2 separate regions of the Homo sapiens genome follow, and region 1 is linked to region 2. The links are chromatin loops, found by intact Hi-C in ENCODE. Cell type or tissue: PC-9. All regions are shown on one strand. Each heading gives the region's core, and the rest is flanking DNA. Links, peaks and the distances in the headings are about the cores only.

The links. A loop is a pair of places that touch in the nucleus more often than their neighbours do. Peaks named below come from ENCODE experiments on the same cell type or tissue, not always from the same donor. Only the 100,000 strongest peaks of a DNase experiment are listed, where the experiment ranks them.
Region 1: a loop joins it to region 2, with 6 times the contacts of the local background. A loop is called at or near these places in 10 of 110 quality-filtered maps.

What each region holds. Positions count from the first base shown.
Region 1 is chr11:61,059,152-61,064,524 of GRCh38, reverse strand. LINC02954 (long intergenic non-protein coding RNA 2954) reads right to left here. Exons shown (of 4, transcript NR_186234.1): 3 at 2,650-2,814. The region is part of intron 1 of LOC105369325 (a long non-coding RNA gene); the gene reads left to right. Among named protein-coding and RNA genes, the nearest start is that of LINC02954, 6.4 kb to the right of the region's middle. RefSeq lists enhancers at 2,515-2,754, 3,105-3,344, 2,410-3,609. In PC-9, for the core only: no CTCF peak of the experiment used is centred there; a DNase peak (open chromatin) is centred at 3,004; H3K4me3 peaks cover 817 bases; H3K27ac peaks cover 1,432 bases.
Region 2 is chr11:61,119,435-61,124,807 of GRCh38, reverse strand. CD5 (CD5 molecule) reads right to left here. Exons shown (of 11, transcript NM_014207.4): 5 at 5,233-5,373; 6 at 2,904-3,197; 7 at 1,776-1,901; 8 at 871-924. Among named protein-coding and RNA genes, the nearest start is that of CD5, 20 kb to the right of the region's middle. In PC-9, for the core only: no CTCF peak of the experiment used is centred there; a DNase peak (open chromatin) is centred at 2,647.

The DNA.
Region 1 (5,373 bases), core at 303-5,302, 61 kb after region 2:
CAGCAGAGCTGGGAAACTTTGGGAAGGGAGAGAAGGAAAGATGGAGGGCTCGACCCTCTCTGCAGACTTCCAGCCGGGGGACCAGCCCTGGATTGAAAAACAGGCAAGTGGCCAGGCGCGGTGGCTCACACCTGTAATCCCAGCACTTTGGGAGGCCGAGGCAGGCAGATCACCTGAAGTCAGGAGTTTGAGGCCAGCCTAGCCAACATGGTAAAACCCTGTCTCTACTAAAACTACAAAAATTGGCTGGATGTGGTGGCACGTGCCTATAGTCCCAGCTACTCAGGAGGCTGAGGCTGGAGAATCACTTGAACCTGGGAGGCGAATGTTGCAGTGAGCAGAGATCACGCCACTGTACTCTAGCTTGGGCAATAGAACGAGACTCCGTCTCAAAAAAAAAAATATAGTAAAATAGGCAAGCAATGATGAAGAGGACACATAGCAACAGGGCCTCTCACATCCACAGGTCACTTCCCAGTGTACAAAGCGCTCTCATTTAAAAGATGAGGAGACAGACACAGAGAAGCTCAGCCAGGCATCAGTGCCACACAGCAAACAGGCAGAATTGTCAAATGTGACCCTAACACCCAAGACCTTTCCACAGCTGAGTGAAGTGTTGTCATAGATCTCCTAGTTGTCAAATTACTTTCCTGCTTTTTTTTTTTTTTTTTTGAGACAGAGTCTCGATCAGTTGCCCAGGCTAGAGTGCAGTGGCGTGATCTCGGCTCACTGCAACCTTCGCCTCCCGGATTCAAGCAATTCTCTTGACTCAGCCTCCCGAGTAGCTGGGACTACAGGCGCCCGCCATCATGCCTAGCTAATTTTTTATTTTTGTAGAGACAGGGTTTCACCATGTTGGCCAGGTGGTCTTGAACTCCTGACCTCAGGTGACCCGCCTGCCTCGGCCTCCCAAAGTGCTGGGATTACAGGCGTGAGCCACCACCGTGCCCCACCCTTTTCCTGCTTCTTTCCTGACCACACCATCAGCAGGTCTGTAACTGCTGCTTCTCTGCAGCGTCCCAGAACTAAGCACGTGAATGGCACACGTGAAATAGAAACATGATGTGTCTTTCTCACTCGTGGTCCATGGGGCTTGGCCCCATCTCCCCAACTGGAGGGAAGCTTCTCGTGGCACCATGATCTCGGGCTGTCCCCTCTGCCCACCTCCAGCCTTCCTAACAGTGCTCCATGGTTCAGTGTGGCTTCAAGTTGAAAACATGGTGGGCAGGAGAGGTTTTGGGGGCTGGGAGTAAAGTGAAGTGGTTGACCTGGCCACTGTTTTTTAAGCCTCTGCGACTGGTTTGGTTTAACACTGAAGTGGAATCTGTGTATTAAATGCTGTAATGCCTTAAAATTAACTCCCCCGAGAGCATCTGCCTAATTTTTCTCCTTTGGCTCTATGTAAGTTGCCTTGGCAGGGTCTCTGCGAATCTTAGTCTTCCATATGAAAAAGTACTGCTTGCTAAGTATAGCTTATATCCTGAGCCCCAGGGAGAAAATAGAGAAAAGATTTCCGGTAAAATCAACCTCCGTAGAAGTTCAGTAGAGGGACCTCTTCACACTTGCCCCGGTTCTGATCCTGCATGAACAGTACTTTATCCTCTCCTCCTCTTCCCTGCTGCAGTCTTATGCTCCATGCAGTCCCTCTTCCAGGGAGCTGCTGGACTCATCTCCACGCAGTAGGAGTCTGGCTGCATCACCACTGCCCTCCTCTTACTGGAAACGCTTCAGTCCAAGTTCTGTAGCTCTGTGCCCTGACTCTGCCCTGTCTCACACACACCAGGCAGGTCACGTTGGTGGATTAATGGGACTGGATGAAGGGGACATCAGGCAGTGGAAGTGGCTGTACGGAAACAGGGTGAAGGCTACACCCCATCTAAAGAGAACCAACCCAACTCTGATTATTGCCATGGAAGAATATGGCCTCCATGTTTCCAGATCCTGATTGTTCAACATAATTTTGGGAATCTGAGTTTTTATATGAAATAGCCTAATTTTCAAGCGTTGGTTTATATATATATCTTAAAACACTATATGGGCCATCAACAAAGCGTGTCTGTGGGCCACACACCCACATGTTGGGACCACTTTTGCCCTTTGCTGTGTGGCCCCAAGATGTTGGCAGCTCTCCATAAATGCCATGCCCTTTCCTCTCTGTGACTTTCTCCGTCCTGATCCCTACGCTGTCTTTGGCAGGTCAGCTTGTCCTCATATAGTGCTTGTAACAGCTATGTGACTTTGGGCCAGTTACTCACCATCCTGATGCCTCAGTTCCCTCCTCTATGAAGTGGGAATAAGGGTGACTGGGAAGAATACGTGAGTTAACAAATGCAAAGTGTTAGAAAACGCTGCACATATTGTTCATCAGTGTCATCATCGTCATCATCCTTATTATTGTCCTCCATCTAGTCTTGGCTGTCACCTCTGAGATGCCTGCCTAGACTCCTTGAAAGCAGGCTGTCCCCACCCCACCCCAATTCTGTAACACCCCAATCCCCACAGCCATCTCACTGCATTATCTGTTGGCTTCTCAGTACGCCCTGGACTGTGGGCACCTTGAGAGGAGGAATATCTTTCTGTCCATACACAACTTCGAACAAACACTTGGCCCAGAAGAGGCCTCCATAGAGGCTTACTAAGTGGATGCACCTTTCATGAATGGTGGTCTGGAAGCCTGATACCACTTGATATTTCCATCCAGATGTTATTGTTACCACCCAGGCCAAGAATGTGCTTCTTCTGGAGGCACAACAAGGTGGGGCTTGTCTGGCTGCACCACAGCATAATATCTATCCCTCCTCACAGCTCTGCTCTCTGATGGAAGCAAGGAAACAGGAAGTGAAATTGACAGGCACTGACCAACCTGGTTTCACATCAGGGGTGAATGAAAAGGACGAGCCCCCCTCCCTAGGGTGGGGCGGGAGGGAGGTGGGAGTGGGGGTGGGGATGGGACATGAGTCATGATGTGTCACTGAGATTTTTTTGGATGCATTTTTCAGTTTCAAAAGCATGAGGCGTTATTACTATGGGTTGAGAACCTGGAGTGCCAAATGACTGTGTCCCAAACAGGATGGCGCAATTGGTGTCTGGTAAAGTACCTGGGAGTTTTCTTTGTTCCAAGTGGGGTTTGTGGCTCAGCACAGGGGCCTTACAGTGATGTTATGGTCCCCATACAGTAGCGATCCGGAAGATCTGTGCCCTGACTAATTCTTCTGCCCTTGAGCTGGTGTTTAAAAGAAAAAAAAAAACCCTCTGTGGTCGCAACCAAGATGTAATGATAGACTTTGAGCCCCGAGAGTCTCACCCAGCCTACTCCGGCACGTTTTGGGATGCTGCGAAACTGAATTGAGGTGCCTGTCATCATAAGAGAACTGAACGAGTGGGGGTAAGAATTAAGATCAGCAAGAGCTGTGTTTCTCGCTGGTTGTACAAACAGGCACTTGCCGGAAGCTGCCTCAGTGGGAACAAGGTGGAGCTTCATGAGGGCCCTGTTGAGTCTTTGCTGGGAATGATGGAGGTTTTTTCCATTTTCTCATTTTCCATTACTCTAATATGGTTATAACCTGGGACTTTTTGTGTGTGGGGTCCTGGAAGGATGTTTGTGATATTCAGGAGTTCTGGTGGGAGTCGGGTAGGGTGTGGATAGGGTGAACCTGAAACTTGCCCCAAATTTGTGTTCCATTCATCAATACCAATTACCCACCACATCTTTTAGCATTTATTCAAGAAATGCATGTTGTGGCTGGAAGAATATGGGATTTGGAGTCCACTGTGCCTGGTCTTTCCTGGACAACTGGGTTGGACAAATTCCTCTACCTCTCTGAGCCCCGTTTCTTCATCTTCAATAATGCGTTTGTGATGTAGAGCTTTTGGGAAATAATTAAAGGGATGATGTGCAGACAGGTCCAGACAGACTGACCACAAGGCTGGAGAAGGTCAGTCTTAGGACCCTCCCAAGGCCATTTATCTTTTTTTTTTTTTTTTTTTTGAGATGGAGTCTAGCTCTGTCGCCCAGGCTGGAGTGCAGTGGTATGGTCTTGGCTCATTGCAACCTCCGCCTCCCGGGTTCAAGAGATTCTTGTGCCTCAGCCTCCTGAATAGCTGGAATTATAGGCGTCTACCACCATGTCTGGCTTATTTTTGTATTTTTAGTAGAGACAGGGTTTCACCATGTTGGCCAGGCTGGTCTAAAACTCCTGACCTCAAGTGATTCACCCGCCTTGGCCTCCCAAAGTGCTGGGATTACAGGCACCCTTTATCTAATTTTATTTGTGTATTATCATATTTTTTAAAGAGGGACCCCCAAATTGTATAGGCTTCAGGCTCAACAGAACCTGGACCCAGCCTTGATCTTGTATCTTGAATAATGAAGAACTGGCTCTGGGAGTAAGTGCTGGAATCCTGGCTTCATCTGTCGATAGGGTCCCGCTATTGGCATGCTGTATTTGTTCACCTCATATGCAGTTGCTACGAAGAGCATTTACTTATTACCCCAAATGGGAATCACACCCCTGGGACCAGCCACCCTGTGTAGATAATAACTATGGATAATCCTTGCTAGAAAATAAAAGGTCCAAGGTGATATATATATATATATATATATATATATATTATTTTTTAATTTGCTTCAGTGGCAGAAACAGGAGTAGATGTGAAGGGCTTGGTCCTAGTTGAGAAGTTTCTCAACTGATAATGACGGTTAACATGTACATCAGCTACTACAGGATCTCACAGGTGGGGTTATCAATGGATAGGATGAGGATCTGTGAAGTGGGCAGGGCAGAGGTCATCATGATCCCCTTTTAGCAGATGTACAAACAGACCCAGAAAGGTCAAGGAGGTCATTGGAGGATGCACTGCCACGAAAGGCACAGCCAAGATTCAAATGCAAGTCATCAAAACTCCAAATGTAGTGCTCCTTCAAAGCGTACCACATTGCCTCTCCAAGAAGCTGAGCACAAGAAAGATGGCAGGGTGGAGCTGCTGACAAGTATTTGTTCTTTATGCAGAGTGACCCCATTTTAAGGCTGCCTACTGCGGTGGACGAGAGCAGAGTGGATGGTAGGGCTCTGTTTACTGAGCATTTCTGCCTGCTGGACTCTGTGCCCGGTGGAGCTCACGCAGCCCTCTCAATGCAGCCAGGTACACATCAGTCTCTCGGGTTTATGGAGGAGGAATCTGAGGCTCACACAGGTGGCAGAGGCTCTTTGCTTCCTCCACTCTCTTTCCTTAGTTGTCAGGGTTCGAGGTTAATCTGATGAGGTTGGCAACCTCAACTTGTGGAAAACCAAAACCCCAACTGAGTGTCTTTTATTCTTTCTTTCTTTCTTTTTTTTTATTAGAAGAAAGGGTCTCACTATGTTGCCCAGGCTG
Region 2 (5,373 bases), core at 71-5,070:
CTGACTGGCAGGGTGGGGCCTTCCGTGAGTCGGTCATCAAGCATTTACCAAGCAGGAGACTGGAGCACAGGTGACGGGACAGATCTGCTCCCTGCCCTCCAGGAGCTGAGGGCCTGTATGTTATTAAGAAAGTTTCCAGAGCCTTTCTTAATAACAAATTCAACAGAGCCCTCTTGAAGGATTTGGCTGTGGACTTGGGAAGGGGGAAGAAGGCAGAATGGGAGGCAGGAAGAGCGCCATGTCTCCATCCATTAGGGTGTCTCTGACTGTGGCTGGAAGGAGGGAGGATGAAGACCAGGGATGGTGTTGGGCTGGCTGCACCAAAATGTCCTAATACTGGCCCTGTAAGTTGTTCCATGATGAAAATAACTTGGACAGCCCTTCTTAATGGATCCTTGCTTTGGAGATGGGCAATACAAAAATGCCCATTAAGGTTCTGATAAGTCCTGAAATAGCTATGCTTAGCTGTGCCTAACTCATGGTTTTCCAGATCTGTTGATCAGGGAGGCCTCTTGTGAGTGCTGCCTGTTAACATCCACTGGCTACTGTGTTGGGGAATACTGCTGGAGGAGGTGAGGGCTGCTGGGGACCCTAGAGATGGGGCGAGGGACAGAAAGGATACCATGAGATGTTTCTACACTCTGAGGCTTCAGCGGTAGAAACCGCTCAGCCATCAGCCCATCAAGAAGCCTCCGCCCTCCCTGGTGTGGGGACGTCTGTTGGCCACAGTCACATGTCAGACAAGCACCGTGGAGATCAGAGGCTTCAAGCAGCCACAGGCTCCGTCTGTGGTCAGCAGAGAGCCTCGACTCTGCCTCCATGGCCTCTGTCCAGGGCCTGAGGGAGGCTCCTGCCTCCGGGGACACTTACTGTTTTGGTTCATTCCCGTTGGGCCAATCCACTGGCGCTGCTTCTTCTGGCGGACTGGGCAAGAGACAAGAAAGGCACATCAGAGTGGTGGGGGCAGGTATGGGTGGGGGCAGGCAGGGGTGGGGATGGGGCTGGGCCTGGGAGGGAGATGGTGGCGGCAGGTGCAGCTGAGGGCAGGGCTGCTGGGCTCTGCCCCCTGGAGTCTCTCGTAGGCCTCAGTTTCCTAACTTGCTCGGGAAGGGAATTGCAGCCATCCTGTGCCGAAGGAGCAGGCCGAGGATGGTGTAGAGGTGCCCGGCTCCCCAGGAGAAAAGACCACAGGCGTTTAGAACTAGACCTGGGCAGGCACTAGGACCTAACACTGTCCTGCTGGGCCCTCTGTTCCCAATCTCTCCCCTCTCACTTCTTTGTCTGAATAATTTCCTCTTAAGTTCTGCAAGGCAAGGAGAACAACCCCCCGCGTTCACAAGGTGTGCGATTGCCCATTTGGTAGATGAAGAAACTGAGGGTCAGAGAGAGGAAGTGTCCCAATCAGCATCTTGGGCAGTGGTAAGTGGTGGGGCTAGGCCTGGGATGTGTGTCTCCTACCATCAGAGGCTGTACTGAACACCCTCTGGGCCTGCCACAGCCTTGGGAATGGCCACACCTTCTCTCTGACCTGGAGTGGGTCTCAGCTGGGCTCCAGAGATGGACAAATCAGCAATTGCAATTTTGTTTACTTTGTGTTTCTGTTACTTGGGGCAGAAAATGGCTAATGGGCAGGAGAGGGGAAGGCTGGGTGGTGAAGCAGAGGTGTCCTGCGTGCCCAGCTCTCTGGAGGCATGACCCCTCCTCCGGAGGACTCTAGTGCAGCCCCTCCAGTCTCTGCACGTGGGAACGGAGCCACTCAGGGCCGTGACACCTACATTTCTTCACTAGCTTCTTGTAGGCAAGGGGGCCGCACACGACCAGCAGCACCACCAGGAGCACCAGGGCCAGGATGATGCTTGCCACCGTGCCTGCGGCCAGGCCTGCGGGGTTTGGATCCTGGCCTGGGGAAGGAGGAAGAGTTAGGTCAGTCCCAGTCCTGGGGGGAGAAAAACTGTGGGAGGGAAGCTGCTGGCTGCCTGGCTTCCGCCGTCATCCTTGCTCATCTGAGAAATTCACCAGCATGCACGGAAGGCAATGATCTATTTGGCTATCCCTCCATCTATCTCTAGGATTCCCTGCTACCCACTCACCCACCCACCATTTGTCATCTAACAGTTGATCATCTAGCTATCATTTGCCACACTTGTTATAAGCTATTTAATTTTCTACCATTTGCCAGTTATTAGTGATCACCTTGCCATCATATACCATCAGAAACCAATATATGATTGCATACCAATAGCCAGCGGGGCCTCTATTCTTGATCCATCCATCCATCTGTCCATCCGCCCTTCTGTCCATCCATCCATCCATCCATCCACTCACCCATCCATCAGTCCACTCATCCATCCATCCATCCAACCATCCATCCATCCACCCACCCACTGATCCATCCATCCATCCATCCATCCATCCATCCATCCATCCATCCATCATCCATCCACCCACCCACCGATCCATCCATCCATCCATCCATCCATCCATCCATCCATCCACCCACCCACCCACCCACCCACCAATCCATCCATCCATCCATCCATCCATTTCTCTCTTTTACTTCCCGTTTAGTTACCATTCATGTAGCAAATATGTGCTATCTACCATTTGATTTTCTGGCTTCCACCTTGCAAAAGTAGAAGGTAGAAGGAGAAGTTCTATGACTCATCAGCTGCCTGACAGTGATCTGCCTGTTGCTTGCCCTGTCTCCTATTATTGTTCATGCCCATTGCTGTCTGAGTACTCTTGCTCCCTAGCCTTCCAATTTCCCTGTCTCCATCCTTTCTGGGTCTCTGGGACTCTCTGTCTAGCTCCCCAGGGCTTCCCTTTAGAGACATGCACCCTGACCGGGTCCTAGAGGTAAAGTAGTAACTGCTTCCACCCACTGTGGGCTGTGGCCAACTCACATGTGACAAACACCTTCTTGCAGTAGGAATTTCTCTCCCAAAGTTCGTGGCACTGGGACAGCTTCTGATGGGGACAGAAGAGCCCCCGGGATGTTGGGTCACCAGCGTCCAGCACTCGATAGGAGTTGACGCTGCCACACTGCTGCTCCCGGCACACCTCCTCCCACCGCAGCGAGCTCCTGGCTGAAGAGCTGTCACACAGGGCTGCCCACTGAGCCCCCTGGCGCACCTCCACGGTGCCTTCACAGATGCTGCTGCCCCCCACCAGACGGCTCTGCACCTTGGGCTGGAAACCTGAGAGGGGAAGCAATGGGAAAGGAGGGTGCAAGTGTGAACCTGAGCCTGTGTGCTGCTTCCTGGGGCCCCATGCCACTGGCAAATCGGGGCCCTGGCTAGGGGAAGGCACTGTGTGGGACCACCAGGAGAGGCAGCCTTCTTTTCTGCCCTTCCCTCCTTCTGGCACCCTCTGTGGCTCTTCCCCTGACCCAGCACTGTCTCTGGTGCCTCTGGGCAGCTGCCAGCACCATCCTGAGACACAGCAGCATAGGCGCTTTCTGCAGGGAGGCTGTTGGCAGCCACCAGCAGGGAGTCGGCTCCATGCCAGGTGGAGATAAGAGAAGAGCGTGGGAAATAGGCTCCACCTAGGTCCACTTCTCACTTGGAAACATCTTGTCATTATCCCGCTGCACTTTGGGAAGAAGGAGGACTTTTCAGAAGAGGGAAACTGAGGCCTGGGGGTTGGAAAGACCTACTGCCCTGAGTCCTGGCAGTTCACAGTTGGGACAGATCGTGCTGCCCAGGCACTGAACGCTGAGGGCCAGGCTTTCAGCAAGTGGGGCCTGGCTCAACAGAGGCACACATTTATTTCTGCCTGCCAGGGTGGGGCCTGGGAGTCTGTAGCTGAGGCCCACACATGCTCAGTTTAGAGAGAGTTGTGATCTCACCAGCTTTGCCCAGTTCCCATAGCAACATCCACCTTCAAAGCCCTAGTAAATCTATTTAGAAGAAGCTTCAAAGGCAAGAACCCTGGGTATGGTTTTACAGGTTGTAGCCTGCAGGAAGGATAGTAGCTGAGGGGCCGGTGGGACTGCGAGCCAGCCCCTGCTCTCCTCATCAGGCCAAGAGCCCCTTGGGAGCTGCTTCTGCTGGGGGAGGGGCAGCATTTTACTAATTTACACCAGGTACCCAGCGTGCTTGCAGGACAGCCAGGTGGCCCCGAGCAGTGATTCCTAGATTTGTGCACATAAATCACTGAGGACCTTGCTGAAAAGTGGATTCTGATTCGGAAGGTCCAGGCTGGGGCCTGAGCACCTGCATTTCTAACCAGCTGCTGCTGTTCCAGGACCACACTGAGTCACCAAGGCTCAGATAACAGGCTCTAGAGTGACCCTGCTTGAACAGAAATCCCAGCAAGTGCTCCATAGTACTGGGCGAGAGGTTTAGCCTCTCTAAACCTCAGCCTCCTCACTGTAAAAAGGGATGATAATAATAACACCCACCTCCTAAGGCCATGTGAAAAATTTAGAATGTCCAGGAATGGTCCCTGCATGAAGTAAGCTCTCGGTAAGTACAGTGTGGACTTCACTGAGAACACTTCCGGCCATGGGAACCCACTACTTCCGGAGGGAGGCGTACTGCGAAGTTTCTCCGTTTCTCCCTTCGTTTCAGCTGTGGTTTCTTCCCTTTAGTTTTCTTCATTGATCCTGGTTTGGCCCACCGGGGTCTCACAGACTCAGTCTCACCTGCCTCCTCCCCTCAACCACACAGCGGCATCATTCTCTTTACCTTGTCAGCACACGGCGCAGGACCCTCTGCAGAGCCCTCTTGGGGGCTGTCTCTGTTTCTCTCTTTGCCTGCTGTCCTCTGACTCCCGGGCCTCAGGGACCTCCCACCTCTCACCATTGCTGCAATGCCAACTCTTGGGATTTACAAATGCCCTTCCTGCAAGGCCCACCCCTCCAAGTGCCCCATCTTTGGCACAAGCCATAATTCCTACCTAGACATTTTTTTTTCTCCCCCAGACCCACGAAGAGACCTTGCCTCCTCCTGGAAGTCCTGCCGACTCCCCTTCCCCATGTGGCAGCTGAGCCAGCGGTTCCTTTGGGCTTGGGGTGTGTAGCTTTGCAGAGATTACCAAGGCATTGAGTGTGGATGCATCCTCCCCACCCCAACCCTTGTTACCTCTTAGAGGCCAAGACCAGGCCTCCACTTCCCTTGTATTCTCCATAGTGCCCTGTGCTGCACACATGTTCCCTGACCTTCTGGGATGCTCTGTGACCCCACCTAGGGCAGCAGAAGGTGTCATGGGGCTTGGCCAGGTCTCACTTACCTGAGCAAAGGAGGGCAAGAACTCGGCCACTTTTCTGGGGCTTGATTTTCCTGAAGCAATGCTCCAGGGAGGTACAGCTTGAGTTCTGGATCTTCCATTGGATTGGCAAGGGCTGGTGTTCCCGTGGCTCCCCTGGGTCTT